Linked DNA regions of Homo sapiens: region 2 is linked to region 1. A link is an interaction called in ENCODE POLR2A ChIA-PET data of the cell type or tissue named here. Cell type or tissue: GM12878. All regions are shown on one strand. Region 1 overlaps HDGFL3 (HDGF like 3). Region 2 overlaps BTBD1 (BTB domain containing 1).

Region 1 (2,500 bases):
TCCCTCTATCTACATAATAGTTCCTCTTATTTTAATGCATTTCAAGGTAAGTTGCACACATCGCCATAATTTACTCCTAGACACATGCATGCCATTAACCTAGTGGTTAATACTTTGAATGGATCCTTTTCTCTTTTGAGGTAAAATTTACATGGAATGGAATGTACTTACCTTAACTGTACCATTCGGTGAGTTTGACAAATGTATACATTGGTATAATATAAATATAGCTCTCTATATGATATATGTCTGATATATATAAGTATATGTGATACATATATATAATATAAATACATAAATACATTGACATAATACCTACCAAGGTATAGAACAGTGCCTACGAAAGTACTCTCATGCCTCTTTCTGGTAGATTCCTGTCCTCCTCCTTCCTTCTCCCCCATTGTTCAGATGTATTATTCTAACATTAAATAGCAGCTGGCTGTTTCTCATCTAGTATGCCTAATTTTGTGTGGCTTTAAAAATTAGAAGTTCATCTATGTTATGGATTAGCTAGCTTAATGTTAAAAAGTACTGAGGCTAAAACGAGTCTCTGATCGCTTTTGTTTGTGTACCCTGTTGGTAAAATAATTTGAGCATACATCACTAATATATCTAAATTTTCTTTATATATACATGTGCTTTCTGTTACTACTATATACAGCATAAAATAAACACAAAAAGAAACTAAAAGGGATGACATGATGAAAACAATATGTTTTAAAATTTTCATTGCACAATATCGTTAACAGTAATAATACTTATTATTACTTATAGGTTAAGTTCATATTTTTTAAAGTCTTAATTTTTGGAATATTTTCTGCCTGCTTCTTGTGAGATTTGACTAGATGGATGGTCATTGTTCTTAACTTCCGAAGAGATTTTCTAGAATAGAAGTGTCAGCTTAGACATTTACCTTGTTGTTTGCTTGCATCTACATTACTAATATTATTTTTGTGTAGGAATCTTTCTTTTTTTTAGCCACCTGTTCATTTGGTGAGAGCTAGTTCAGTTAGAAGTAGATATTCCATAATCCTGCTCAACCGGGCACACACCAAATGGCAGTAAATCACAGTATACTCAACGTGAATAAACATAACCATCTGAATAAGAATACTATTAATAGTGTCAACTTGCATATAAAATACTAGTAAAATTTACTTTTTAGCTAAAAGAGTAAGAAACTGAAATCAAAATTCTGTTTTCTTCCCATACCCCACCCAAACCTTCCGCTGAGATGTGAGCACTCTGCTTATGTTACCCCCTACTCTAAAAGGTCAGAAAACAATGTAAACGAAAAGCCTCAAAATTATTGTGCTTTAACTAAAGCACTTTTTTACACTTAAAAACTTTATATGAGAATTATCAAATATTGCTAGTAGAGTGTATTGATAGTTACTTAAGAAAACTGACTTAATCTACATATGCTTACCTTGTGACCTAGCAGTCTCTTCTAGGCATATACCCAAGAGAAATGAGTGTTTATATTCACCAAAATACTGTACAAGAATGCTCATACATAACAACTTTCTTCATGATAGAACAGGAAACAACCCAAATGTCCATCAGCAGGAGAATGAGTAAACAAATTTGTAGTATATTCACATAGTGGAGTACTATTTGACAATAAAAAGGAATAAATTACTGATACAGTGGTCACTGGTTTGTAGTGGGTAGAAAGGAGTTATTGAATAGGAGAAGGCACTGGAAATGTTCCCTGTCTTGATCTGGATGGTGTTACATGGATGTGTACATATGTAAAAATGTATCAAGCTGTACATTTAAGATTTGTGCACTATACTGTATGAAAGTTATACCTCAATTTAAAAAACACATTTTATATGAGTTAGGGAGAAAGGAGAACTAATACTTCTACATGGATTAAATTTCACTATTTTTAGCTTTCAGTGAGTTGTTTTTTTTCCTTCGAGTCCTCACTCCTACCAAGCTGCATCTTCCTATTCCCTTTTGACTTATTATAGAAACTTCATTTTCTACTTTAGAGCATTCTCTTTAGACTTTCTTTGAGTTCTGGTTTCAGCCTGTCTGGTTTGTTTACCTGCATCAGTGTCTTTCTCTTCCTTTAATATTAAATCACTGCTTATCATATTTTTGATCTAGCTTTCTTTAACCTCTCACTTTGTAAAGCATAAGAATAAAGCATTTGACCTTCCTATTTATATAGCTTCAAGAGCTGAGCTCTTACTGAACTTTTGTTGAGCACCTACTGTATGTAAGGCACAGGGGTATAGTTTTTTCATATCTCTAGCAATAGATTAAATTTGCAGCAATTCTAAAACATGATTATGAAGTGTTTCCATACCCTTTATTAATATAAATATTTGTTGGGAATCTTCCTTTTCTGATCCATAGCACTTTCAGGTTTTTTGCATTTGACAATGATCTACTAAGAAGGTGATAAATTTATTTCTGGAGACCAGGCCACATTATTTTCAGAGAATCATTTGGGACTTAAGTTCTTTTTAATCTCAACATAAAGTAA
Region 2 (2,500 bases), 150 kb after region 1:
ATTCAGATGAAGTTCAAATTGGTCCAGAAACAGTTATGACCACTCTTTATACTGCCAAGAAATACGCAGTCCCAGCCTTGGAAGCACACTGTGTAGAATTTCTCACCAAACATCTTAGGGCAGATAATGCCTTTATGTTACTTACTCAGGTAAGTAAATGTAGCTAAGGTATGTATCATTGTAGTTTTAAAATTGAGTAAACTATATATGGGCATTTAATATTTCCTGGAGAATTCTAGATTATAATTTTAAAGTATATAAAATGATTTTTATAATACAAATCAGGGAAACATGTCAGATATGTAAGATTTTAGAATTGAAAAGTGTATTAGAGGCCATGGATGGTGGTTCACGCCTGTAATTCCAAGACTCTGGAATGCTGAAGCGGGTAGATCACTTGAGGTCAGGAGTTCAAGACCAGCCTGGCCAGCATGACCCCGTCTCTACTAAAAATATAAAAATTAGCCGGCTGTGGTGGCGCGGGCTTGTAATCCCAGCTACTCAAGAGGCTGAGGCAGAAGAATCGCTTGAATTGGGGTGGCGGGGCAGACACCCTGGGAGACAGAGCGAGACTCCATCACAAAAAAAAGCATGTTAGAGTTAATACGGTGCTGAATCATATAGGTGAAGAAGCTAAAGCCTTATACATATAAGTGGGGTGTTGTGACTCAAGGTTAGATAACTATTTAGAATTGGAGTTGAGATTGAGATCCAGTATTGTTTCTACTTATGATTGAGAGTATGACAGCATGAAATTTTATGAATGTCTTTGTTCTCAAATTTTGCTGGATCTGGAATAAAGATGGAATATTTCAAGTTCTGAAAAGTTCTAAAATTAACGATCTTTGGACCTGTAATCTGGAAACTTGCTGATCTACTGCTGGAGGAGTTAAAGTTTTAGGTTTATGTGAAATATTCTTTTTCTGACATTTTTAAGTTTTCACTAAGTATAGGATCCATATAGAAAACTACATAGATTGTGGCTGGGCAAGATGGCTCAAGCCTGTAATCCCAGCACTTTGGGAGGCCAGGTGGGCGGATCACTTGAGGCCAATAGTTAGAGACCAGCCTGGCCAACAAGGCAAAACCCAGTCTCTACTAAAAATAAAAAAATTAGCCGAGCATGGTGGCACATGCCTGTAACCCTGGCTACTTGGGAGGCTGAGGCAGGAGAATAGTTTGAGCTTGGGAGGTGGAGGTTGCAGTGAGCCGAGATTGCGCCATTGCAGTCCAGCTTGGGTGACAGAGGGAAACGCTGTCTCAAAAAAAGAAAGTACACGTATTCTAAGTGTATAGTCTAATGAATTTTTACAAACCGAACACAACTGTGGAACCTTTAACCAGTCCTTAACATATAGTATTTAGCATTTGTTATATGTGTGTAATCTGAGCTTTATACTTTGTATATCAACAGTTTTTTTCTTTTTAGACAGTGTTGTAATCCTGTGTAAAAATTGTTTTTAAAATTCTAAGGTGATAAAATATCCCATTTGACATTAGTACTGGAAATAATTATTGATGGCCCCTAGCTCAACCCTCTCATTTTACAAACGGGAAAATTAAAACCTGGGGTAATTAACTGCCTTTCCAAACCCTCATAGGCTAGGTAGGGCCATGGCCCAGAGCTCTTGTTTTCCAGTTCAGTGTTCATTCTATCATTTAGAAAATGTTTGGTACCAGCCGGGCGCGGTGGCTCATGCCTGTAATCCCAGCACTTTGGGAGGCCGAGGCGGGCAGATCATGAGGCCAAGAGATCGAGACCATCCTGGCCAACATGGTGAAACCCCGTCTCTACTAAAAATACAAAAATTAGCTGGGCGTGATGGCACGTGCCTGTAGTCCCAGCTACTCAGGAGGCTGAGGCAGGAGAATCGCTTGAACCCGGGAGGCAGAGTTTGCAGTGAGCATAGATCACACCACTGCCTTCCAGCCTGGCGACAGAGCGAAACTCTGTCTCAAAAAAAAAAAAAAAAAGAAAAAATGTTTGGTACCTTTTAAAAACATCTTCTCTCATGAGGTATTTGTAGTTACAGAAGAAAGAACATTCTGATGTCACCTCTTCTTGGACATAATTACAGAACTCCACGTATGCCAGACCCCAAGCTATCCCCTTTACATATATTATGGCACTTACTCCTCACTATGATGCTGTGATGTAGTTTAATATTATTGTCCCTTTTTTTCTTTTTTCTCTTTTTTTTGAGGCAGATTCTAACTCTGTTGCCCAGCCTGGAGTGCAGTGGTGCAGTTCGGCTCACTGCAACCTCCACCTCTTGGGTTCAAGTGATTCTCCTGCCTCAGCCACCCGAGTAGCTGGGATTACCAGTGCGTACCACCACGCCTGGCTAATTTTTTTATTTTGGTAGGAACGGGGTTTCCCCATGTTGGCCAAGCTGGTCTCAAACTCCTGACCTCAAGTGATCCACCTGCCTTGGCCTCCCAAAGTGGTGGGATTATAGGCGTGAGCCACCGTGCCTCGCCTATTATCTCCTTATTCTCT

Evidence for each region. Peaks named below come from ENCODE experiments on the same cell type or tissue, not always from the same donor. Only the 100,000 strongest peaks of a DNase experiment are listed, where the experiment ranks them.
Region 2: POLR2A ChIA-PET joins it to region 1 with 5 read pairs; 13 of 35 experiments call an interaction of 5 or more read pairs at or near these places.

The regions. Positions count from the first base shown.
Region 1 is chr15:83,201,974-83,204,473 of GRCh38, reverse strand. The region is part of intron 1 of HDGFL3 (HDGF like 3); the gene reads left to right. Among named protein-coding and RNA genes, the nearest start is that of HDGFL3, 4.6 kb to the left of the region's middle. In GM12878, no CTCF peak of the experiment used is centred here; no DNase peak of the experiment used is centred here; H3K4me3 peaks cover 1,301 bases; H3K27ac peaks cover 1,644 bases.
Region 2 is chr15:83,054,038-83,056,537 of GRCh38, reverse strand. BTBD1 (BTB domain containing 1) reads left to right here. Exons shown (of 8, transcript NM_025238.4): 2 at 1-149. All of the region lies in intron 1 of LOC124903542 (a long non-coding RNA gene), which reads right to left. Among named protein-coding and RNA genes, the nearest start is that of BTBD1, 12 kb to the left of the region's middle. In GM12878, no CTCF peak of the experiment used is centred here; no DNase peak of the experiment used is centred here.